Regions from separate parts of the Homo sapiens genome. Here regions 2, 3 and 4 are each linked to region 1. Evidence: chromatin contacts called from ENCODE Hi-C or POLR2A ChIA-PET data. All regions are on one chromosome and are shown on one strand. Each heading gives the region's core, a stretch centred on a gene start or an enhancer-like site at or near the end of the contact. The rest is flanking DNA. Distances are from core to core; before and after follow the strand shown. Region 1 holds the start of CCDC83 (coiled-coil domain containing 83). Region 2 holds the start of CREBZF (CREB/ATF bZIP transcription factor). Region 3 overlaps PICALM (phosphatidylinositol binding clathrin assembly protein). Region 4 overlaps SYTL2 (synaptotagmin like 2).

Region 1 (6,408 bases), core at 2,753-5,252:
GCTCTTATTGTTTGGGGTTGATTTGGTGATTAGGGCTCTGTTTTGGTTCCATATGAATTTTAGAATAGTTTTGTTTAATTCCATGAAAAATGACATTGAATGTTTTTCCATTTGTTTGTGTTCATCTCTGACTTATTTCAGCAGTGTTTTGAAATTCTCATTGTAGAACTCATTTACCTTCTTGGTAAGCTGTATTCCTAGGGGTTTTTTTTTTTTTTTTTTTTTTAAGGCACCAAGATTTTTATTTACCCACCTTCCTGCTTTTTATTTTTTTTTAACATAAACATTATGGACCAGATTATTCTCTTTTTGACCCAGGGTTGTGATAGGAATTATCTTGTTACAAAGTGGTAGCAGATCTATGCTTGCTTTTATGTTTTTATGGCCCCTCTCAACCTCTGGCTATCAATTCTCTGTCCTTTCTCAGTTGTCCCTTAACAGTCTATTCTAACTCCTATAAAACAGAGACTAAAAGTACCAACCTCATTGTTATGAGGTGGAAGAGAAGGCCCAGCACTAAGTCAGGCTCTCAGGAAAATTCAAACAACAGTTCCTCTTTGCCCTTCAATATAGCTGCTGCTTTTCTGTCATGGGCTGAGGTACCACTGAACCTGTGAACCAAGCACACAGGTATAAGTCCACAGACCGGGTGAATGCCTAGATGGTAAAGTATATGGGCTTTGTGACTCCATTACCAACTTCCAGGCTAAGGAAGGACTGACTTAGTGAGAAGTTCCAAGATCATTGAATTCATAGTTCCCTGTGGCTGTCTCCCTTGTACCCCTATCATGACCAAGGCTTGAGGAGGGGCCTCTCAATTCCCCCTGCCACACTTGGAACAGTATGAGGGATGCAGCAGAGGCCAAAAACTGAGTGACCAGCCCCAGGGAGTCAATAGGGGACACTGACAAACCAATCACAAAGTGGGTGCCATTTGCTCTTAGGGAGGAGAGGCAGGGCCTGGACAAGGACAGCAGTTGGAAGGCGAAGGGCAGGTCTGGCTTTCAGTAGTGGTAGTGATCTGGCTTGAAGGGGCCATCACGGGACAAGTACAGGTAATGGGCTTGCAGCTCAGTCAGCTTGGTCAATTTCACATTCAGCTTGCCCAGGTGGGCTTCAGCCATTGCCTCATTCAGCTTCTTGGGCAGGAAGAGAACCATAACCTGGTACTTGTCTGGGTGGGTCTGCAGCTCAGTCTGCGCCATCACTTGGTTGGTGAAGGAGTTACTTATCAAGAAGCTGAGGTGGCCCATGGCACAACCCAGGTTGACCAGCTGACCCTCAGCTAGCAGGATGATGTGGTGTGCATTCTTCAGCTGATACCAGTCCACCTGGGGCTTGATGTTGACTCTCTCCACAGTATTCTTGTTGAGCCACTTGACATCAATCTCCATGTCAAAGTGTCCAGTGTTACAAATGATGGCATCATCCTTCATCTGCTTAAAGTGCCAGCCAAGGATGATGTTAACACAGCCTGTGGTGGTGACAAAGATGTTGTCCTCCTGACAGGCCTCGTCTATGGTGGCCACCTCATAGCCCTTCATGGCAGCCTGCAGTATGTTGATGGGGTCGATCTTGATGATGATGACATGGGCCTGAAACCCCACAGGGCCTGGGCACAGCCTTTGCCCATGTCGCCACAGCCTGCTACCACTGCTACCTTGCTGGCAATCATCACGTCTGTGGCCCACTTGATGCTATCTATGAGGGACTCCTGGCAGCCGGAGAGGTTGTCAAACTTGCTCTTGGTGACGGAGTTGTTGACATTGATGGCAGGCACTTTCAGGATCCCATTGGCCATCATCTTGTGTAGCTTGTGGACCCCAATCATGGTCTCCTTGAAGATGCCTCACATCCCCGACAAGAGCTGTGGGTACTTGGTGTGGATGAGGTTGGTGGGGGCCCAAGCGACATCCAGAATCACGTTGAGGAGGCCGTCTTTGAAGTATAATGTCTGCTTGGTGCACCACAGGTACTCCTCCTCTGTTTCGCCCTTCCAGGCGTACAACTGGAATGCCAGCCTTGGCAATGGCAGCTGCCTCATGGTCCTGGGTGATGTTGCAGCTGGACCACTGCAGCTTGGCACCCAGGGTAATGAGGGTCTCAATGAGGATGGCCATCTCCATGGGTCCTATGGAGGCAACTGGTGATGCGCGTGCCCTTCGAGGGCTTGGAGGGTTGAGTACAGCTCCCACATGCACGTCAGGCCCGGCATCTGGTTCTCCACAATATCCAGGGCTTTGCATCCCCAGAAGTCCAGGCCAATGTCAGTGACTTTGTAGGGCAGTTTGTCAGACATGCTGGTGGTGCTTGTGATAGACATGGCTGAAGGGGCCCAAGCCTCGATCTGGGGACAGGCACTGGGGGTATGGCACTGGGCAGGGGGTTCCCAGGTAGTTTATTCGTTTTGTGGCTACTGCAAATGAGATTGCACAGAACACATGTTTAACTTAATTAGAAATGGTCTCCAGTAAATGTTTTTAAAAATCCTGAATTAATTTAAAGCCATTCAGTGGTAATAGTACCACCTAAAACATTAATTTTAAAAATTGAGACCGCTTTTCATATTGATTATGTATATATGATAGGGACCAAAATTGTTAGTGTTAAAATGTAAAATTTGCCCGGTTTGGAAATATGTTAAAATCATATATTAAAATCAAGGTATTTAAAAATATCTAGATGAGTGACATTTTCAAGTTTCACTTGGACGACTGATGATGTACATTACATTAGCATGTATTTTCTTCACCAATCCTTTAGTCATGGCACATTTTTCTACTGCAGTACCCAAAGATATTGGAGTCTTAGCTTTAAAATTAGTCCGTCTTCTGATCCAGAGTTGCTAATATCAAATAGTTTGAACTGCAGTATATTACACTAACTTCTCTAGTAACCAGAACTACATTTTTTTCCCACTCTTACTGTCCTTCAGTTTTAGAATTATCAACAAAGAAAAGAAAAATAACTATGAAAATATTATTATGAGGATAAGGGAAAAATATGCAATAATAATGGTAGAGAACAAAAAGGCTTCTTTCTACCTTCAAATAGCAGTAGTGAGTCTAAAGAGGATCTTCTGGAGGTGGCTGTAAGGCAATCCATGAGCAATTATCACATAGACTGATAAATACCCAGTCATTATTTTTCCCCTCTGTCATCACAGGAATCTTTCTTTTCCTTTTTTTTTTTTTTTTTTTGGCTTAGATAGGGCACTTTTTCCCATCTCTTAATCACTTCCTCAACTCTCTCTCTTGCCCAGCAGAAAATTATGGGATAAGGAAGGGAGTGAGGCAACAACATGGCACTGTACAAATGTGACAAATTCATAAAAGAAACCAAGTGTTTTCTTTAGAAGAATGTTGTAGTATCCAGAGCAAGAAGTTGAAACCAATCTATGAATTGGGATATGAGGGTAAAAGACATCAATAACACACTTAGCACATATGAAGTACCTACAGCGGAAGAGCATTGCGCTGGTATTGAGAAGGATGCAAGAGTATGTGAGGTCCTCAGAAAGCATTCACTAGACTCAGAATTTGGTGAGAGAGGCACTAAGAGAAGCAAGACCGAGCTTAGTCCCAGCTCCTGCACAGAGTTGTATAACCTAGGCCAAGTCTCTGAACCTCTGACCTGTTTCCTCCTCCATCTGTCCTAGTTGCTGTCCGGGCTATGAGGCTCCAAACGCTTTGGGAAAACTGTCAAGTGATAAAGCCTCATAAGAATGGAAGGCATTCTTAGTCTGCTCTGCGTCTGCTGTGTGCTAGGGGCTGTGTGAGGGCACCGTGAAGGTTACAAACCTGAATCAAATTCAGAGCCTGCCTTTCGAGAGGGCAAATAATGTATCCAGGGGTTCTACCGCAAGGCGGAGAGATGGGTTAACATTCTGATCAGATTAAAAAGGCCTGCCCTCCTTCTCATCTCCTGGGTGGAGAAGAGGAGTGGGCCTATCAGAGCCCTTCCCAGCAGCTCCTAACGGCCCAAGAACGGCGCTTCGTGGACAAGACCAGGAGGGCGCGACCCCCAGGCTGATCTCGAAGCGGCGCAAGCCCAGGCCCGTGGAGAGTGGAGCCCGTGGAGGGTGGTCGGGGGGAAGCTTATAAAGTCTTCAGTGTCAGACTGGAAGGAGTCGGGGGCCAAGAAAAGAGGCCAGCCAGTCTCCTGACATCCCCTCCACAGCCTGCAGGGGCGGATACCCGGCCCTGGGCGGACAGCTCGCACTTCCTTTCAGCCCGCCGGCCAGGCCTACCGGCTCCACTGCAGCGGCTGCTGCGCCCTGCATTTCCAAGGCAACCGACGTCCTCCTCCCTACTCCCTCCCCACCCGCCCTAGCTTAGCCGCGAACGGCGGGCCGAGCGCGCCATCTGGTGGCGACGCAGGGAAGGGTCCCGGCCGAGCGCCCGCGCCGCCGCCTTGGTAGCAGCGGTAGCGCTCTCCCGCCTTCCTCCGCGCGGGATTTTCGGCGTCCCTCAGCCAGCTGGTCTCAAACGCTCACGCGCTCGTTGGCTCCCTTTAGTCGCAAGCCTGGAAGTTGGTGACTGTAGACACAGGGCCCACGGGCTTCGTGCTGTGACCGTGAGCAGGTCATTTGGATCTCAGAGTTTGTGTCTTCCGCTGTAAAATGAGACGCCTGGACTCGGTGGCGCTTTCCGCACAGTTCGGGGGACGGGGACGGGGCCTGGTTGTCTGGTGAGGCTTCTGCGCGCCTCTGTCCCGCTGCGCTCCTTCCACAATGGCGGCTTGTCTTCTTTCTACTTTCGTGCACTAATTCTTTGGTTTTAGCTCTTAATAAGAATGGCAGGTCCCTGGACTAAATGCTTACAGGGCAACTTCCTGCTGTATAAGTCCTTGATTCTGTTTTTCTTCTCGCTTTCCTTTTTTGTTCGTAAACCTAAAGAAAGGAATTTAAGTCCAGCATTTCCCACTCTTCGCTTTTTGCTGTTCTTTCCTCCGAGAGAGAAAAAGAAAATCCTACACGTACAGCCTTTAAAGTTCCTCTTTCCTCTCCTGCATTATTTCTCATTATCTGCCGCAAGATAATTTTCTTTTTTTGGTACTTGACACTGGCTTTGAACGGACAACTTTTTTTTTTTTTAATGAGTGGAAATATTCATTTATTCAGCACTTAGAAATAACAGTTCTTGATAATATTATGATTTATAATTTATACATGGTGTATTTTAATGAATTGCAGGTGTTTAAGAAATAAGTAATATAGCAGGGCGCGGTGGCTCATGCTTGTAATCCCTCACGCCTACAATCCCTCACGCCTGTAATCTCAGCAGTTTGGGAGGCCGAGGTGGACAGATTGCTTGCGGTAAGGAGTTTGAGACCAGCGTAGGCAACATGGCGAAACCCCATCTCTACGAAAAATTAGCCAGGCATAGTGGTGAGTGCCTGTAGTCCCAGCTACTTCGGAGGTGGAGGCCGAAGAATTGCTTGAGCCTGGAAGGCTGAGATCTCAGTGAGCCGAGACTGCCACTGCACGGGTGACAGAGCGAGCCTCTGTCTCAAAGAAAGAAAGAGTATGTACCTGGATATGTATTTTTATTTTTATTTTTATTTTTTACAGCTTAACGAGATTTTTTTATTTTCCTGACTTTTTGCTTTGGAGAATTAGTCAGTAGTTAAGGTCTATCTTGTTCGTTTACTATGGGGTTTGAATTTGAGATGGGGCTGACGTCACTTTGGGGCCCTTTTCTTTTCTTCTTTTTTTTTTTTTTTTTTATTGATCATTCTTGGGTGTTTCTCGCAGAGGGGGATTTGGCAGGGTCATAGGACAATAGTGGAGGGAAGGTCAGCAGATAAACAAGTGAACAAAGGTCTCTGGTTTTCCTAGGCAGAGGACCCTGTGGCCTTCCGCAGTGTTTGTGTCCCTGGGTACTTGAGATTAGGGAGTGGTGATGACTCTTAAGGAGCATGCTGCCTTCAAGCATCTGTTTAACAAAGCCCATCTTGCACCGCCCTTAATCCATTTAACCCTGAGTGGACACAGCACATGTTTCAGAGAGCACCGGGTTGGGGGCAAGGTCATAGATCAACAGCATCCCAAGGCAGAAGAATCTTTCCTAGTACAGAACAAAATGGAGTCTCCTATGTCTACTTTTTTCTACTCAAGACACGGCAACAATCTGATTTCTCTATCTTTTCCCCACATTTCCCCCTTTTCTATTCCACAAAACCGCCATTGTCATCATGGCCTGTTCTCAATGAGCTGTTGGGTACGCCTCCCAGACGGGGTGGCGGCCGGGCAGAGGGGCTCCTCGCTTCCCAGAAGGGGCGGCCGGGCAGAGGCGCCCCCGACCTCCCGGACGGGGAGGCGGCCGGGCGGAGGCGCTCCTCACTTCCCAGACAGGGTGGCTGCCGGGCGCAGGGGCTCCTCACTTCTCAGACGGGGCGGCTGCTGGG
Region 2 (6,408 bases), core at 1,120-3,619, 190 kb after region 1:
GAAGAACATTTTTTCCCTACTTCAAAGAAAAATGAGTTAGGGAAGTGAAAATCCTATTCGCATTAGATGTCAATTGGTCATGTGACAAACATTCAACCTTCCAATAATCAAAGAAAAGCGAATCTGGGCAGTTGCAGTGGCTTGCGCCTGCAATCCCAGCACTTTGGGAGGCTGAGTCGGGCAGATCACCTGAGGCCAGGAGTTCGAGACCAGCCTGACCAACATGGTGAAACCCCATTTCTACTAAAAGTACAAAAAATTAGCCAGGCATGGTAGTGGGTGGGGGTTGGCGGCGGGGGGTGGGGGGTTGGTGTCTCTCTATGTTGCCCAGGCTGGTCTTGAACTCCTGGGCTCAGGCAATCCTCTTGCCTCGGCCTCCCAAAGTGGTAGGATTACAGGTGTGAGCCACCACGCCCAGCCAAATCATGTGTATTTAAAACAAAATTTCGTAATTTAAAAAATATAATCAGTTAATAATATTGAATTTTGCCTAAGGGGAAAATGTAGTTGGATGGGATTACCAGCCATACAAAACACCTGTACTCAAGGGAGGCCAGAGTATACATATATCACCTTGAACTGTGTGCTCTTGTACTTTGGCAAAATCTTTCCTAATGGAATGTTAAGCAGGACAAGGAGTCCTTTTATTTATTCTTCTAGATACCACAGGTCATACTTTTTTCACACCTTGAAATAATTGTTTTCATTCAGGTGAGCTTTAGTGTTATGGCTTCAGTCAAAACTGTAGACTTTATTCACTCACTCACTCAATATTTGTTGAAGCCTATGCAGTACCAGGCACGTTTCTCAATATTTGGGACCTGTCAGTGTTCAACTTCCCTGGACCTTGCTTTCTGTGTCTCTAAGAAATACTGTATAGAAGCAGCTATCCTCGAGGATATCTACTACATTATTCAGTATCCTATAGAGAAGTTTCTTTAAGATTTAAGAACTAGAAGAGCAGTTAAAGAATTCATGTATATTTTACTCATGAACAAAGGAAAATTCATTTCTCTTTTTTTGTTTGGGCTGTCAGGAAACAATTTTTAGCCCAATTCAAACAACTGAGTAAGATATTGCATCCATCCAATTCCAAGATTAACCTTTTCCCCTTTCAGAAATCCTTCTCTTCCTAGTTCATCTTTTATTGGCCTTGCTTTTTAAAAATTCAAAATGTTTTGTTTTACTATATTCTAATGTACTTGTAAACTGCTTCAAATCTCAAATCCCTTGTGGGATGTGAACCTAAATATCTGTATTTGTAAACTGCTTCAAATCTGAAATCCCTTGTGGGATGTGAACCTAAATAACAAACAGAAAAGGTCTCTAAAATAAAAGACATGTTTTGAGAATGGAGCATTTCAGTGGGAAAACGCATGCCATAGTAAACTATGTGTGTATTCAGGAAGACGAAGGAAGACAAAGAGTTTTAAAGGAAAAAAAAATGAGGATGGTTACACATTGTTTTGAACTAATTATCTTAGCTACAAAGGTCAATAACAAGGGTGACGTCAGTTAAAGGTTGGACAGGCAGTTTCTGGGCAGACATCCTTGCAGAGGTTTTGTATAAGGTCGTGATGGTCTTTGTGCAACGTTGTGGTTTTTACAGTCTTTGTTTTCAGGCATACAAGCATGAGTACCCTCTCTTCATAGCCTTTCCTGGCTCTATTTGTCAGAGTTTTTGTTTGTTTGTTACCCAAATGCAGTAAGTCAGTACTGATTGGATTTTGGCTCAAGTGAAAACATCTACTTACAAAAATGGCAAGAACAACTGAAGACAATTTTTGTAAGCAATGTTGTATTCTACATTCATTTTGCTTTGGTTTTAATTTTTTTTAATTGACAAATAATAACTGTCATATTCATTGGGTACATAGTGATATTTCTATACATATGGAATGTAGTGATCAGGTTAGGGTAACTAGCATATCCATTATCCAACTGAGGACATCTAGTATGGCCCAGGTATTAAATAGTATTAGTAAACGATTGTTAATTTTCTGAAGACTTGGTAATAGTATTATGATTATGAAAAAAAAGTCCTTATTTTTAGAGATGCACACTGAAGTACGCAGGGGTGTGGTGTCTCATCTGCAACTTTAGGATGATTCAGCAAAAAAAAAATTTACAAGCATTTATGTAAAGATAAAGCAAATATAGCAAAATGTTGTGTTGAACTGTTGAGTCTGGGTATTGGGTGGTATTGAATTAGGGTGGATAAATCTAGAGACTTGTTATTTTTGCCGCTGTTATTATGACATCACTAGAAAGCTGGAATTATTCCCACTCTAAAGCACCCTGAAATCTCGCGACACTACGGCCTGGTGGCGCGCGAAACGCGGTGGGCGGGACTGGGGCGAAAACCACTGACTTCCGGCTACGCCGTTGTCTGGGTGGCGCGGTCGAGTCATCGCAGGGCCTCACCGCTTCGTTCTCCCGTCCCTCCCCGCGCCTTGGCGCGGGGGGTCGACTAGCCAAGTGAGGCGGGAGGCGACTCGGACCTTTCCCTGCATTTCGTTTCGGCCAGTGCCGGGGGCTACCCGCCCTGGGGCCTGGGATCCTTGGGGCCCGTGAGGCCCACTCTTAGCGGCCGGGGCCTACCGCGGCCCGCCGCTGGCCCTCATGAGGCATAGCCTGACCAAGCTGCTGGCAGCCTCGGGCAGCAACTCCCCAACCCGCAGTGAGAGCCCGGAGCCGGCTGCAACTTGTTCGCTGCCCTCTGACCTGACCCGGGCTGCAGCGGGGGAGGAGGAGACGGCGGCGGCCGGATCTCCCGGCCGCAAGCAGCAGTTTGGCGACGAAGGAGAGTTGGAAGCCGGGAGGGGGAGCCGCGGCGGCGTGGCCGTGCGCGCGCCCTCCCCCGAGGAGATGGAGGAGGAGGCGATCGCCAGCCTCCCGGGGGAAGAGACGGAGGATATGGACTTTCTGTCTGGGCTGGAACTGGCGGATCTCCTGGACCCCAGGCAACCGGACTGGCACCTGGACCCCGGGCTTAGCTCGCCGGGGCCTCTCTCCTCGTCTGGCGGAGGCTCGGATAGCGGCGGCCTGTGGAGAGGGGACGATGACGATGAGGCCGCGGCTGCTGAAATGCAGCGCTTCTCTGACCTGCTGCAAAGGCTGTTAAACGGTATCGGAGGCTGCAGCAGCAGCAGTGACAGTGGCAGCGCCGAAAAGAGGCGGAGAAAGTCCCCAGGAGGAGGCGGCGGTGGCGGCAGCGGTAACGACAACAACCAGGCGGCGACAAAGAGTCCCCGGAAGGCGGCGGCGGCCGCTGCCCGCCTTAATCGACTGAAGAAGAAGGAGTACGTGATGGGGCTGGAGAGTCGAGTCCGGGGTCTGGCAGCCGAGAACCAGGAGCTGCGGGCCGAGAATCGGGAGCTGGGCAAACGCGTACAGGCACTGCAGGAGGAGAGTCGCTACCTACGGGCAGTCTTAGCCAACGAGACTGGACTGGCTCGCTTGCTGAGCCGGCTGAGCGGCGTGGGACTGCGGCTGACCACCTCGCTCTTCAGAGACTCGCCCGCCGGTGACCACGACTACGCTCTGCCGGTGGGAAAGCAGAAGCAGGACCTGCTGGAAGAGGACGACTCGGCGGGAGGAGTCTGTCTCCATGTGGACAAGGATAAGGTGTCGGTGGAGTTCTGCTCGGCGTGCGCCCGGAAGGCGTCGTCTTCTCTTAAAATGTAGGGTCAAGTAATCTGCTCTTTATCCGCGTTTACCCCTTTCAACTCCCTTACACCATGTCAAACTTACCTTAGTGGGACATCTTCACCGGACACATTTCAGAGGAGAGAAAAAAAGTAATATTGAATCTTAAAGTGTTTAGCTAAAAGCATGAATGTGACACAGTAACCAACTCCTAATGATAACATGTGACTATTAAATCTCTCTGACAGTTTCTTTTTTAGGTGATTTCCTTCCTGCCAGGCTCCGTTGTAGGGGTTACAGAACAGTCGTTCCCGCCTCACAACCTGGTAAGGATCCATCTCTTCCCGTAACGCTCATGCTCTGCTGCTTTGTCTACTTTAATGGGCAACATCTCAGTTTGTGTGTGTGTGATTTTTTTTTTTTTTTCTGTTTTGGAAGGTGGGAGGGAAATCTAATTTGGGCCCTGTCCACCCTGGAAACAGACTTGTGCTGGTCAAGAATGTATTTAAGATGCCTCTTCTGGTTGAAATAGCTATTAATGTGTCCCCTTATTCAGACTTGCGTGTACCTAGCTCTTCTGTCCCCAGTGTGGACATGGCCTTGGATGACATCGGTTCCAACTGTACACTGAAACCTGCTTATAGAGAGACAGTTTGGAGACAGTGAAACAGGTGAAGTTGAATGGAAGTTCCGAGTTGTACAAGGTGCAAATTGGAATTCCGATTTTAGGGCAACTTTTCAGAGGTTGACAGTTAAGTATTTGGGGCATGCACAAATGTGATAGTTATTTTGCTGGAGGTGACAGGTATCTCTTAAATATCAACAATGCCTTTTAGTTTTCAGTATGAGATATAGAAACAGTCTATAATGGAGTAACATTTTAATGTCTCACCATTAGAGAAGTTGGAAATTAACATACATATGAGACTCCTGCGTTTTAGTTAATTGGAGAATAAGAATGGCTAATGTTTCTTTGAGGACCAGCAGTGATTACCCTATCACTGAGATTGAATAAATTGTTGAACATCTTTATTTTTGTTGTATTAAAATTTTAGGTTAAATTTATATATGTATGATTAGATATTGAAGGTTGTGAAATGTGAATGAAAACGTGTAAAGTGAGGCTTCACAAAGAATCTTATTCTCTGTGTTTCAAAAGTATTTGTCCTATTTTAAAATAATTTTTTAAATTGAGTGGTTCTGGCCACTTAAATGACACGATTGGTACTATTTTCCTAAGGTGGGATTTATTCCCTTGAATCTATTAACCAGTTGTATAAATTGAATTATGGTGTCCTTCAGTGTAAGAGGCATTAAGAAATTCTTTGTGAAACATCACTGCTTGATAAAGTATATACGTATTTAGCATCCTTGTTTTTCTTTGTGCTAAAGTGGATACAGCTGTTGGGGCAGAAGAGACGGGACCAGCTGCTGGCCACATTTCCTGCTTTATTTTAAAAGGTAGTATAAGAAATGAGGAAAAAGAGGTAATATCAGGGCTTCTGCTGTTTTTTATTTTTAACATGTTCATAATTAAAAAGTATTTTCCAGCAGTCCAAAGATGTAAGTTATCTTACACATAAAATGTTTTATTTTGTTATTTGGTTATGAAAATGGAATCCTTGTTCTTGCACAACTGTAAATGTTTTGTTGCTAGATAATACGATTTGAGACCTGAATTGGTCTTTGGTTTCCAGTGCATCACAGCATATTTTGTAAAATCATCTACTACTGCACTTGAGCATGAATGGGTAGTAGCCAAACTCACAAATTGGAGTGATGAACCTGCTTATACCTAAGGGCAGGAGCAAGCCCCTCACAATGCAGCTGCATGGGTTTTTAGTGCCTACTGAATTATATATATATATACATATATATATATATATATAAACCAAAAGTAGTTGGAAAGATTATTTGAAATGACTAATTTGTGCTATCTTTATGAAATATGTTAAATGTAGCTTTTTTGAAACAGAAGCCTTGAATTGAAATTTAACTAATACTTGAACATTTTGTATATATTTCTTTGTATATAATTTTGTGCAGTACCAATGACAAAAATATGGTGTCATAATAAAACCAGGTTTGTTGATCTTTTAGTTATGGGCTCAAAGAATTTATTCATCTCTAACATGATATTGGAAAATAATGGATGAAAATAGGAAAAATGATTGTTAATGCTGACTGTGGGTCTTAAAAGGTTCTGGAAAGCAGTAAGTTCATTTTTCTAAAAACTATAACATTCTGTTGGAGTATTTTCTTCCTTACGTCAATACTTTTCCTGCATTATTTGAAATTGTGGGCTGGGGAGAAACAGTAGTCAAAGCTTTCTGAATTGAGATACTTTGAAATTCCAAGTGTAGATTTTTAGAATGTCATTTTATAAATGGCAGTTTTTGGAATTACTTGATAAGAACTTTTGAAAATGGAAGGATTAGTATGGCCTATTTTTAAAGCTGCTTTGTTAGGTTCCTTATGTTTTATTAACTGTCTTTTCTCAGTTTCCATTTCATTTTTTTTTTTCTAGTTTTGGTGACTTAGTGATTTTGTCATTTTTTACATCAACTTCATGGTCTTGTTTTTACATGGTAATTGCATGTACTTAGGATCTATCTAATAGGGGCTTTAAATAAATTTGGTCATATTTATGTGTAAGCACATTTTACTGTAAATGTTTGGGTTTCTGAATTTAAACAGATCTGTTTATTTCAGTATGTAGTAAACAATATCTTAAAGTGTCCGATTCACTACTTGTTAATT
Region 3 (6,408 bases), core at 2,505-5,004, 170 kb before region 1:
TGGCTCACTGCAACCTCCGCCTCCCGGGTTCAAGCGATTCTCCTGCCTCAGCCTCCCGAGTAGCTGGGACTACCCGCGCATGTCACCACGCCCAGCTACTTTGTGTATCTTTAGTAGAGATGGGGTTTCACCATGTTGGCCAGGATGGTCTGCATCTCTTGACCTCATGATCTGCTTGCCTCGGCCTCCCAAAGTGCTGGGATTACAGGCGTGAGCCACCACACCCGGCCTGCTATTTTTTATTTAGTAACTTGAAATGGACATAATGTGGTTATAGCTGTCCATGCACATTGTCTTAATGGGATCTGTTTTACTTAGTTCTGTAACTAGGCTGTTAGCATTATAGAATGTTAGCTTTAGGGAGAACCTCATAAAGGATATGCCAAATGAATTGGGAATATTCAACAGTGAGGCTCAATCAGGGAAATGTCTTTAGAGAAGGTGAGATTTGTGCTGGGCTTCAAGAGAAGGATGAGAAGATGAGTTGGCTTAAGCACAGGTACAATACATGAATGTGAAAGTAAGGACAGATACACAGATGTATATGGATGTGAAAGTCATTCACATGGATATGAGTATTTAAGATTTACAGAGCAAATGAATGTGAATAGAATATATATGAATGGTGTATTTGAGAACATGTAGTGGCAGATAGCCCTCAAGAAGCTGTTCAGAGCCAAAATCAAGCACAAAAATTTTTTATAGAGTTGGAATTTTATAATGCAGTAGAGAGAGGAGGGGAGAGGGAATTATGTGTTACCAGGAAAGCATCATAGCTTAGTCAAGTTAGATCAGAGTAAACCAAATCTTGAAGATGCTGAGACTGTTTCAGTTGTTCTGGTTATCTAGTGTAGAGTTAATCAGGGCCTGAACTGTGGTTCTTCTGGAGGTGTAAAAAAAAAAAAAGATCAGGGGAATTTTTTTTTTTTTTTAATGTGACTGGCTGTATTTGAGTTTGGAGGTGTTCAGTCCAATACTTGTTTCCCTTTGGTAAGTGCAGGTATTGCTTAAAAAGAATTTAATACCCTATCTTCCAGACATTCTAGAAGACCAGTAATCTATATGTAGGACCCATTGTTACAAAATGCATTATATTTTAACAAGAGTTACGGCGCTCTAACTTAAGGAAAAAAAATTAAAACAGTAGACCCCCTCTCTTGAAAAAAAAATTTTTTTTTTCTTTGAGACAGGATCTGGTTCTGTTGCTGAGGCTGGAGTAAGAGAGACCGGGGCTTGCTCTGTCACCTAGGCTGGGTGCAGTGGTATGATCGTAGCTCACTGCAGCCTCTAACTCCTGGCTCAAGCGGTCCTCCCTTCAGCCTCCTGAGCAGCTGGGATTACAGATGTGCACCACCACGCCTGGCTAATATTTTTATTCTTAAATATTTTGTAGAGATGGGCTCTTGCTCTGTTGACCAGGTTGGTCTTGAACTCTTGGTCTAAAGCGATCCTCCTAAGCCTCCCAAAGTGCTGGGATTACAGGCATGAGCCACCACACCTGGCCTCTTTTTGAAATCTTAAACAGAAGCCAGATATATATTATAGATAAAAATGGAGTGTCTCTATTTTCAGGGGCATGGAAGAAACTGCCTACTCATCCTTTAATTTTCACTTCCTCCCTCATTCAGTTCATTTTAACTTTAAAAGTCTATGGAAAACAAGATGCAGAGCAGTGCTCTAGGCAGAGTTTATGCATATATCCAAGTAGGTTTTTTGTGTCTTATTAGCGACTGATTTATCATTTTCTTAAGATGGAAATTAAGCAATTCTAGTGGTAAGGTGTTAATAATTTCACTCTTTTTATGTAGACGAGAGGTTGAGCCTTGAAGGATGAGAGGTGTTTACCGTCTTAGGATGGGGTATAGTAGATAGAACCATATGAACCGAAGAGCTGAGGAATGTGAGCATGTAACACCTGACGTGTACAGTAGTAGGTATGAAGTCATATGGGAGCAGTATTTTTTTTTCTATTTTGTTCACTGATTTTTCTCCACTGGTACTTAATAGGCACTCAATAAATATTTTGCTAAATAAATGAACTGGTGATGTTGAAATCCAGTTAGTTTACATTTTGGTTGGTTTTGGTATTGTCTTTTAAAGGTAGCAAAGACCAAGTAATTAAATTTGTTAGATGAATATGAGATAAAATGGGTTCACTTTTCAATGAGGAGCAAAAATTTATAGACTTCCTTGAGCCAGGTAATAACTAAAACACAAAGTTTTTGGTGTTTTTAGAAAATAATATTGATTAGATTTTATGTTGCTAAAGTTTTCAAGTCAAGGTCATGATGAAACAAAATCTTAGAATGATTTATGTATTCATTTAGAAAGTTTCATTGAAAACATTCATATAATTGTTTTTGTTACACCCTGAACTTGCATGTTGCCATTTCTTATATTACACAGTAATTTTTTATACTTTTTATAAGGTTGGCACATACAAGTTATGGTTCTAAATACAGCTAAAGATTTTAGGAGTATAAAAATTATATAAAGTTGCTTGATTTGAGGAATGGGATTGTGGTTCCATAGGATGTTAAATTTGAGTTGTGAGATTATCAAGTTGTGTAAAAGAACGTTTTTCTAATTCCTGATGAATAAAGAATAGGAATATTGAGAGAATAGTGAAGTTCTAAGGGAAGAGGTTTTTTTTTTAAAACTACATAGGACTTATCTGATTTAAATATGAAGCCTTAAGAGAATTTAATGGTAATGTTATTAATTAGTTACTTAATTTACATACTAAATTGAATTGGGATATCAAGACATTTTATAGCCATTGGATGCAATGAGTTGTTTTTCTAGGCATATTGGGATTTTTAGTCATTTATAAAAACTTGTCTCTCTCTTTGTTTTGTTTTTGTTTTTGTTTTTTTACAGGATATGACATGTCTACATTTATTAGGCGGTATAGTAGATATTTAAATGAGAAAGCAGTTTCATACAGACAAGTTGCATTTGATTTCACAAAAGTGAAGAGAGGGTGAGTTAAGCTTTTTTTGACATCTAATTGATTTGAATTTTTAAAAATGTAAAACATAGGAGTTACTAGATTATGAATTATGAAATTTTAGCCAGTTTTAAAAGATGAGCCTCATTTTTCTTTGATGAGGTATATCAAGTACTTTTTGTGGTAGGATTTGTTTTTAAGTTCTTTTTATAGCACCTTTATTGAGATATCATTCACATAACAAAATTTATCATTTTAAAGTGTGTAATTCATTGGTTTTTAGTGTATTTACAAAGTTGTCCAACATCACCACTAATTTCAGAACATTTTTATCACCTCCACAAAGAAACTCTATACCTATTAGCATTCATTTCCTATTCCCTCTTCCCCTAGATCCTGGCAACCATGAATCTACTTTCTGTGTCTCTGGGCTTGTCTATTCTGAACATTTCATATAAATGAAATTATACAATATGTGACCTTTGTGTAGCATGATATGTCCAAGTTATAGCATCCATGTTATTTCATATATCAGTATTTTATTCCTTTTTCTAGCCAAATCATATTTTACTTTATGGACATATACTGCATTTTGTTTATCTGTTCATAAGGTGATGGCCACTTGAATAGTTTCTACTTTTGCCTATTAGGAATAATGGTGCTGTGAACATTAGATTTTATGTGGATTATCTTTTTAATTCTCTTCGGTGTATACCTAGAAGTGGAATTGCTGTGTCATATGGTAACTCTTATGTTTGTCATTTTGAGGAACTGCCAAATCATTTTTCAAAGCAGTTGAATCACTTTACGTTCCCACCAGCAATGTATGGCACTTTCAGTTTCTCCCTATTCTTGCCATACTTGTTATTTTCTGGGTTTTTTTTTGCCTTTTTTTTTTTTTCTTAAATGGTAGCCATCCTAGTGGGTGTGAACTGGTGTCTTGTGATTTTTAGTTTGCATTTCCCTGATGGCTAATGATATTGAGCATTTTTTTTGAGCTGTTGACCATTTGCATATCGTCTTTTGAAAAAATGCCTCTTCAAACCCTTTGCCCTGTTTTTATTTTTTATTTTCACTTTTTGAGACAGTGGCACCATCCCAGCTCACTGCAGTGTCGACCTCCTGTGCTCAAGCAATTTTTCCCCCTCAGCCTGCTGAGTAGCTGGGAACACAGGCATGCAACACTATGCTCAGTTAATTTTTAAAAAAATTTTCATACAAATGAGTTCTCACTATGTTGCCAAGGCTGGTCTTGAACTCCTGGGCTCAAGCAGTCTTCCCATTTTGGCCTCCCACAGTGTTGAGATTATAGGCTTGAGCTACTGACCTGGCCTTTTGCTCATTTTTAAATTGGGTTACTTGCCCTTTTTATTGTTAAGTTGCAAGAATTTTAAAAAATATGTTCTGGGCACCAGTTTCTTATCGCATAAATAATTTGCAAATATTTTTCTCCCATGGCTTGTCTTTTCAGTTTCTTGTTGGTGTTTTTTGAAGAACAAACATTTTTAATTAATTAAGTGTATCTTTTTTTTCCTTTGGTTGCTTGTACTTTTGTAATCATGTCTAAGAAATCATTGTTTAATCCAGGGTCACAAAGATTTACTCCTACTTTTTATTCTAAGAATCTTGTATTTTTTGCCCATATAGTTAGGTTCTTATCTATTTGGAATTAACTTTTGTATATGGTGTGAGAGGTGAGTCCAAATTTATTCTTTTGTATGTGGATATTGAGTTATCCCAGCAACATTTTGTGAAATTACTCTTCTTTCCCCATTGGATAGTCTTAGTACCTTGTTGAAGATGAGTTGACCATAAATGTAAAGGTTTATTTCTGGACTTGCAGTTCTGTTCTGTTGATCTGTATGTATATCTTCATGCCAGTACCACATTGTCTTGATTACTGTTGCTTTGCAGTGTGTTTTAAAATTAGAACGTGTGAGTCTTCCAATTCTATTCTTTTTTTTTTTTTTTTTTTCCCAAGATTGTTTTAGCTGTTCTGGGCCCCTTGCATTCCCATGTGAATTTCAGGATCAGCTTTTTGATTTCTGCAGAAAAGATAGCTGGGATTTTGTGGGGGATTGCATTGAATCTATAGATCAGTTTGGGGAGTATTACCTTCTTAATGATTAAATTTCTAGTCTATGAACAAGAGATGTGTTTCTGTTTATTTGGATCTTTTTTCATTTCTTTCAGTGCTGTTTTGTATTTAAGCTTTCTTTTAATCTTAAATGCAGAAGATGCATTTAATTTTTGCTGCACCCTAAATAACAATCATCTTAGTACATGATCCAGTCACATGAATGATATAGTCAGTGCTTCTATAAGTGATAACACCTGATATGCAGATTTTTTTCCTAGGATATAGGATGAGGCCTCAGGAGAAAGCCACTGAAGACATTCTTAGCAGCAGCGATGACCCTTGTAGCTATGAAGACCTGTCTTGAAGGGAATCTGGCATGTACAGAAATAGTCTGGTGAATGCCTTCCTGAGCCACTCTGCTGCTCAGTGATCCCAAAGGTCTAAGCAATTGATGTGTTCCTTTAGATTGTTCTATTGAAATTTTAAATTAATGGACTGAAGTGAAAAATTTAATTAAAATATAGAGGTAACCTCTTAGTTATGCAAGAAAATTTAAAGCTGAATTTAAATGTTCTATGCTGCCATTCCAAATCCATCAGGAGGTGATTATTTTGGAATATACCTAAAGTAAATTCTACAGATTTTGTTTCATATATTTAAGCACTTTGTAGAAGATTATGGTGGAGAACTTTTTTAGAAGTCTGATTTTTAACCTCTGTATCCTGTCCAATAATATTTCACTGTAAAGTGTCTTCAGTGAAGTTGATCTTCAGTGTATTTACAGATTTCAGAATAATAGATTTTTAAAATGGTAACTTTTGTTCTAATTTGAAGGGCCAGTCTTGAGAATAGTTGGTGAATTTTTTTATTTAATAGAGCAGTCTTTTTTAATTGGAGGAAAATAGCTCCTGATTAAGTACAATAAAATTAGTATTGACTTAGTTGAATCAAGGAGGAGCCATAATTGAGTGGGGACCAAGAAGAAGTGCAAAAGTGGCATTATACACACACATATACACGTCAGACTGTATAAATACAAAAGAAAAAAATCAAGAATATCAGGTATAAATTGAGGACATGACAGCAATTGAAATTATTATATCATGGCAAAAACCTCAGTAGGCTACACCTTTTGGAGAGGACTCTCATTGTAAGTAGTAAAGTTTGATTTATTAAGATTTTTTTTTATGTTTACAAAAGTAATAAAATTTAAGAAAAATACCATCCTAATTCATAGAAAATGTTAACATTTTAGTGTGTCTAACCTTTTCTGTGCGAGTAAATAGAAATATGTATATAAAGGCACATAGAAAATTACATAAAAATTGGATCAGATTCTTTGAAGGCTGCTTTTCTTCCCCTCCTGTGTATTTTGGAC
Region 4 (6,408 bases), core at 302-2,801, 130 kb after region 1:
CCCAGCAAAATTGAATTGAAGCCTGTGAGATCTGACTCACCATTCCAAGCAGAGGGAGATATGCTGGTTTCTGAAAGTTGCCAAGATAATAATGTGAATATCAAATCCAAATTCATGAATTTGTCCCAAAAAGGCACCCCAAAGGAAGGCCCAGGTATATTGCAACCATTTGAAAGCTATGGCACCCCAAGTCAAGGGAGTAAAAATATGGACTATAGCCAAGATTCAAAAAGCCCAGGAAAAGGGAATGGGGCATCTCCTTCAAATAGTAACTATTCCTACAGTGTTCTCAAGGAATCTGATGCAGAAAACCAAGTTCCATGCAACACTAATAATATTGGCAACTTGGGTGAAGAAGAACCCAAGTTTCATGCTCATGAAGAAAATAGAGGACACTCAGAAGTGAATTTTGACTCTTCAACAGTTGTCAAAGAACCAGGTTTGAAAGATAACATGAATGCAGAGAGAAAGAGCAAAGTAGGAAATACCTATATCCTGAAAGCCTCCTTAGAGCCAGAGAATATTAAGTCAACACCTGGGGTTGCCAACAATGGCTCTCCTTGGAAGAAGCCTGAGGTCCAATTCCAGCAAGAAGCTGGTGAGGTTCCCAAGAACCAAGTGCAGAGAGAGAAATACAAAAGAGTGAGTGACAGAATATCCTTTTGGGAAGGAGAGAAAGCTGGTGCTAAGATAACTCATGAAAAACCCACATCTTCATGTAGCCAGGAACAACCTTCTGCTAAAGCATATCAGCCTGTGAAGAAGTCACAGGGTGTATCATCCATGGACAGTTTATCTACAGACCAGAGTGAATATAATCAGGCCATTCCCAAACGAGTGGTCTTAGATGAGGATGATCAAGCATCCCAGCTCTCCAATTCTTATTCCTCAAATAAATCTAAAGAGACCAAGCCACAAATAGCAGGTCCATCCAGATACTATCTTTCAGCTGAGCAATCAGATAAAGTGTCTCTGTTTCAGAATAAGAAAAATGAGCCTATAAAAAGATCACAAGTGGCAGACAGTTTGCCTTCTAGAAGAAACATTACTTTACCAGCACTGCAACCTCCCTCAAATGTCGGGAGTGAACGACATGCTCCATTGGAGAAAGACAGACCTCTAGTTCGTGAATCAAATGCCAACTTTAAAGTTATGTCCCTAAAAGAAAGAATGGATGAACCCAATGCAGAACAGGTCTATAATCCCTCTCAGTTTGAGAATTTGAGAAAGTTTTGGGACTTAGAAGCTAATTCAAACAGTAAGGATAATGACAAGAATATTACCACCACAAGCCAAAAAAATTCTGCACCTTTTAATAGGCAGAAACACAAGGAATTCAGCGACATTAAATTATCAGGTAAAAATACCCATGAAGCAGAGGTGCTTCTAAGCCCAAAAAAAGTTATGGCAAGAGAGGAAATGGAGAAATTAAATTCAAAGGGCATACTCCAGGTGCTACCAGATGAAATCACATTTCCTTTGAGTCCACTTAGAAAGTATACTTATCAGTTGCCAGGAAATGAGTCATCAAAGGAAAATGTGGAAAAGAATACGGAAGGGATTGTTACTCCAGTGTTTAAGGAAGAAAAGGATTACTCAGAACAAGAGATTCAAGAATCCATAATAAAAACCAATGTTTTGTCTAAAGACTGCAAAGACACTTTTAATGACAGCTTGCAGAAACTGCTTTCAGAAACCTCAACACCAGCAATTCAACCCTCTGGTGGAAAAGTTCATGGAAAACAAGTGCTTGAACCAAGTGTTTCTGAAAATAGGACATGGCCTCAAAAAACAGATTTTGCTGATACTGAGGAAGAAGTCAAAGGACCTGAGAAGATCATTAATGAGCATGTTGACAAAACAGTAGTTCATCCAAAGGTTAAACGGAACTCTTTGACTGCTAGTCTAGACAAACTCCTGAAGGAAGCAACTGGAACTTCACCCTCTCCCTTGCAAGCCAAGTTGGCGCCTGTTATCACTGGAACCAACTCTAAGCTGGAAGAGGGGAGATTTTTTGGAAAAGGGATAGAACAGAGTCACAATACTTCAGCTGATAAGAGAGAAATACTAGCTCCTTTTCCAGTGAGAGATGAAACTTTTGGAAATACAGCTCTCCTCAAGAAAGCTGAAAGTGGTGAGTGCCAGCTAAGCACACAGAATTTGATTCAGATGGCTGCAGAAGATTCTCATCCATTGGATCCAACTTCCCAGCTTTCCAGAAAGGGTTCTTTTGGGGATGTGGCCAGCCCTCCCCAAGATATGCTTTTTCCCCAGGATGCTCATCTTGTTCCCCAGGCTAGGGTACACCCTTCTCAAACGGAAATTTCGGAGACTGTAGAGAAAGTCATTCTTCCACCCAGACCTGTATTGAATGATGTAAGTGCTGCATTACAGAAGCTGTGTGGAGAAGTATGGTTAAGTTATCCAGCTGGAAGGGAAGTAGGTCCTGGAGAAGTGAACCCAGAATTTCCTGAAGCAGTACAGCCAGTATGTAGCCCCCTAAATCCTCCAGGAGTGATATCACCATGGGCTACGATGGACACCATAGTTCCAGACAGGAAGGATTTTTATTCCTCCAATGTAGTTCCTGATAAAACTCATGAAGTTGGATCTTATTTAGCTGCCCAAATGTCTCCATCAGACCAGACGCTTAGCTCATTTGCTTCCATTGTTGCTCAATATGGCAAAGGCCTCCCTCAGGAAGTGGAAGAAATTGTGAGGGAAACAATTGTTCAACCCAAATCAGAGTTCCTCGAATTCAGTGCTGGCTTAGAAAAACTACTGAAGGAAGAAACTGAAACCTTCCCCTCAAAATATGAAAGTGATACAGGGAATCTTTCTCCATCAAAGTTAATAGGTAGTACAGAGGAGCCCAGGCGAGCCACTTCTGAATGCCATCCTGAGGAATTAAAAGAAACAGTAGAAAAGGCCGAGGCTCCGTTAATAACTGAGAGTGCTTTTGATGCTGGTTTTGAGAAACTTCTTAAAGAAATAACTGAAGCTCCTCCTTATCAGCCCCAGGTGTCAGTGAGAGAAGAAACTCACGAGAAGGAGTCCTCACAGTCAGAGCAGACCAGGTTCTTGGGGACAGTGCCCCATTTTTACAGGGCAGCCTCACAGACCTCTGAAATGAAGGATAAAAGTAATGGTTTGGAATCTCAAGTCAACCAATGTGATAAAATGTTGGGAGGAGACGCACTTGTGACTGATTTATTGGTAGATTTTTGTGGTTCCAGAAGTGGAGTTGAGATCCCTAGAACCCCACAACTTTATGTGGCTCATGAAATAGGGACCATTAAAACTGTAACCCCCCCAGAGGACAGGGACAGTGAAAGTGGGGTTGCAGGGGGACAAGGGACTCTTCAGGAACCTGGCTTTGGAGAGGCTTCTGAAGCAATTAGTGTGTCCAGAAATAGGCAACCCATTCCTCTCCTGATGAACAAAGAAAACTCTACAAAAACAAGTAAAGTTGAATTGACTCTAGCATCGCCATATATGAAACAAGAGAAAGAGGAAGAAAAAGAAGGTTTCTCTGAGTCTGATTTTTCAGATGGAAACACCAGTTCTAATGCAGAGAGCTGGAGAAATCCTTCCAGTGAGCATTTAAAATTTTTTAACTCACAGTGAGTCTGCTTTATGGAATGCTGATGTAAAGGATGATTTTTTTTAATTGGGATTAATTTGATATTCTTAAATGATGTTAAATTCTTCTTACCACTTCTGTGTTCCTGAGACTTTCTTAATTAAAAAAATTATTTATATTTTTTAATCAAATGCATTACATAATTCTTAAATGATGTTAAATTCTTCTTACCACTTCTGTGTTCCTGAGACTTTCTTAATTAAAAAAATTATTTATATTTTTTAATCAAATGCATTACGTAAAACAGCTTTCCTATAAGGCTGTTTCAGAGTCTGAGTTGACTTCTCTTTAATCTACCTATAGAACTTTTAGGTTTCAAAAAATACTTTTTAAATGACTTTTTGGGTTTGGAAAGTACCTTTAATACATTTAAGCTAGTTTTCCTCCTGGAAATATTTAGAATTTCTTCCTTAATTGGCAACCTTTATAGAAGTCTGGTAAGATTTGTCGCAAAGATGTGCCACAGATGGACACAAATTTCCCATTCGGGAGCAATATCTTACCACAGTGGTGGCTAAATGCTAGGGACAAAATACAAGGCCGGAACTTTCCTTCCCTCAGATACCTTGTGCTGTGGTGTTTTGTTGCCACTTTCTCCCTCTCATTTTCAATTATATGCACAATCTTCCCTTTCTAGAGTATGACTTTGGCCAGATGACTCACCTGATGCCACCTAAGGGCATTGCCTGGCCAGGTACATTTCTCTGGCTCCAGCCTTGGCTAAGTTGATGACCTGAGTCGATCTCCACATTCATCTACATGAACGTGGGGGCGTTGGTTTTGGCGGCCAGGCTGTAAAATGTAGGGCTTGTCTCAGTTTGCTATTTAATCAACATGTGGACATTTTAGCAGAGAAACCCCAGAGCAAATAGGAATGAGAAGCTACCTGATTAAAATGATGAAATGATAGAGAATGTTTTTTGGCTGGGACATTTTAACCAAAGTTGCACAACTGATGCTGATTGCCTTCCTTGTAGTTTAGTAGAATTTGTCATTTGTTTAGCTCCTTTTCGTTCCAGTGAAAATAGATAAGCTTTACTGAGTGGCTTACTTTGAGGTGTGGACTCCTTTGTAAGTAGCTATAGGGTCTCTTCTTGAACACTGACCAAAGAATCCACCTTTAATCCTATTCAGTTAAGTTGAAGCCCCTCTAAAAAATTTTGTTGTTAATAAAAAAAAGAAAGAAATTGAAATATCAATCTCTAAAACCATACATATTTATTTATAAATCTCTAATTAAATCTCTAAATTTATTTAATCTCTAAAGTAAATAAATTTAATTAATTAATAATTAATTAATGTAATGGCAAGAATAAAGCCAGCATGTTAAACTTGTTGAGGTAGGCTCTTACTAAACTGCCCATGAGTTGCTAGTGTAAACTGACCCACAGGAGAAGGAGCGCTTGCAAATTTGCAATTATGTTAGAGACTATCATCTAATGTGTATCCCAGCATAACTGACTGAATAGTAAAAAGCCTATCTAAAAAGGCAGCGTTAAATAATCACCTAGGCTGGGCACGGTGGCTCACGCCTGTAATCCCAGCACTTTGGGAGGCCAAGGCGGGCAGATCATGAGGTGAGGATATCGAGACCATCCTGGCTAACATGGTGAAACCCCATCTCTACTAAAAAATACAATAAAGTAGCCGGGCGTGGTGGTGGCTGTAGTCCCAGCTACTCGGGAGGCTGAGGCAGCAGAATGGTGTGAACCCTGAGGCGGAGCTTGCAGTGAGTCGAGATCACGCCACTGCACTCCAGCCTGGGCTACAGAGCAAGACTTCATCTCAAAAAAAAAAAAAAAAAAAAAAAAAATCACCTAAACAGAGCCCAGAGAAGACATTTTAGAATAACAAGCCAATTAAGAAGTATCAAATGGTATAGTCATGATTTTAATTTAGGTTTATATACTCTAACCTAAATTATTATTTTAAAGCAAACTGCAGTGGGGGTGGGGTGAAAAATGAAGAGAAACCTACTATAAGGGTACTGTAATTTTGGGGAGCAAGCTAACACATTTGACTTGCGGCTGAGCTCTTAACTAAGCAATACCTCAGTATGCTCCTTTGGGAAAAATTAAAGGTTCAGTAGTCAAATACTTTTGGAAATGCTGGGCCATTATGCACAGAGAAGGTCCGCAGTAAGGAACATTTTAAATTTGAACAGAGAACATCCAAATCTAATTCATCTTAGAATCCATTTGCTATGGAATGTACTAGGCAGAACTGGAATGTATTTCAGGAAATTATTGTCTAGAGAAGTGGTTCTTAAATTAATTGATTCCTTAATCGAATCACTCATTGATTCAGCAAATATTTTGAAGTGTTTATTTCCAGCCACTGTTCTAGGCACTGAGAATACAGCAGTAATAAATGTCAGTACTTAAGCTTATTCATGATGCAGCCATTCCTTTTATAAAATAACGGCATTAGTAAATGATAGAGGCCTCCCTCCCGCAACTTTAAAATGCCTTACTAAAATAAAAATTTGACTATCCCATGTTATTTCCCAACATTTCATTGGAAATTATACTAGATCATGAAACCCAGAAAGTCTACAACCTTTGATCTGGAGAATGCACTCATATGTGTACCCAATTATACACAGATGTTAAACATCTGAATCCTGCCTTCCACGGTTTTGAATTAATTTTATTAATGCTCCTAGAAGTATTTCATGGCTGTCTTCAAAAGCTAGAATGTTAAATGGGAAGAGTCAATGTCTGGCATAGGACAAATCATATGTCTAAAATAGGAGTAAACAACTA

Evidence for each region. Hi-C counts contacts between places; a loop is a spot of excess contacts on that map. ChIA-PET counts read pairs that join two places held with the same protein, here RNA polymerase II (POLR2A). Pooled maps may share reads with other maps.
Region 2: a map of IMR-90 shows a loop between it and region 1 (14-fold over the local background). The contact joins the promoter of CREBZF here to the promoter of CCDC83 in region 1. A Hi-C loop is called at or near these places in 12 of 168 maps with a recorded cell type or tissue (B cell, CD4-positive, alpha-beta memory T cell, CD8-positive, alpha-beta T cell and 8 more), 7 of 37 single-sample maps with no recorded cell type and 20 of 50 pooled maps. POLR2A ChIA-PET finds 5 or more read pairs at or near these places in 12 of 52 experiments (CD4-positive, alpha-beta T cell, CD4-positive, alpha-beta memory T cell, CD8-positive, alpha-beta memory T cell and 8 more).
Region 3: a loop to region 1 is called in a pooled map, with 3 times the contacts of the local background. The contact joins the enhancer-like site here to the promoter of CCDC83 in region 1. A Hi-C loop is called at or near these places in 4 of 168 maps with a recorded cell type or tissue (HepG2, colonic mucosa, heart right ventricle and 1 more), 4 of 37 single-sample maps with no recorded cell type and 4 of 50 pooled maps. POLR2A ChIA-PET finds 5 or more read pairs at or near these places in 1 of 52 experiments (A673).
Region 4: a loop to region 1 is called in a map of endothelial cell of umbilical vein, with 2.2 times the contacts of the local background. The contact joins the enhancer-like site here to the promoter of CCDC83 in region 1. A Hi-C loop is called at or near these places in 2 of 168 maps with a recorded cell type or tissue (PC-9 and endothelial cell of umbilical vein) and 2 of 50 pooled maps. POLR2A ChIA-PET finds 5 or more read pairs at or near these places in 6 of 52 experiments (AG04449, Caco-2, H1 and 3 more).

What each region holds. Positions count from the first base shown.
Region 1 is chr11:85,852,977-85,859,384 of GRCh38, reverse strand. CCDC83 (coiled-coil domain containing 83) reads right to left here and starts at 4,002. Exons shown (of 11, transcript NM_001286159.2): 1 at 3,801-4,002. It also overlaps a transcript of SYTL2 not described here and the pseudogene AHCYP6.
Region 2 is chr11:85,661,090-85,667,497 of GRCh38, reverse strand. It overlaps CREBZF (CREB/ATF bZIP transcription factor), which reads left to right and starts at 2,369. Exons shown (of 1, transcript NM_001039618.4): 1 at 2,369-6,408. The coding sequence starts at 2,623. The coding sequence ends at 3,687. RefSeq lists enhancers at 2,786-2,835, 3,106-3,395, 3,506-3,745.
Region 3 is chr11:86,018,942-86,025,349 of GRCh38, reverse strand. It overlaps PICALM (phosphatidylinositol binding clathrin assembly protein), which reads left to right. Exons shown (of 20, transcript NM_007166.4): 4 at 2,881-2,983. Among named protein-coding and RNA genes, the nearest start is that of PICALM, 47 kb to the left of the region's middle. Within about 2 kb of position 3,754, at least 2 of the 41 ENCODE cell types and tissues checked have a DNase peak (open chromatin) inside an H3K27ac peak, as active enhancers do.
Region 4 is chr11:85,721,219-85,727,626 of GRCh38, reverse strand. It overlaps SYTL2 (synaptotagmin like 2), which reads left to right. Exons shown (of 20, transcript NM_206927.4): 8 at 1-3,595. Among named protein-coding and RNA genes, the nearest start is that of CCDC89, 38 kb to the right of the region's middle. Within about 2 kb of position 1,551, at least 5 of the 41 ENCODE cell types and tissues checked have a DNase peak (open chromatin) inside an H3K27ac peak, as active enhancers do; they include PC-9 and endothelial cell of umbilical vein, where a contact is called at or near this core.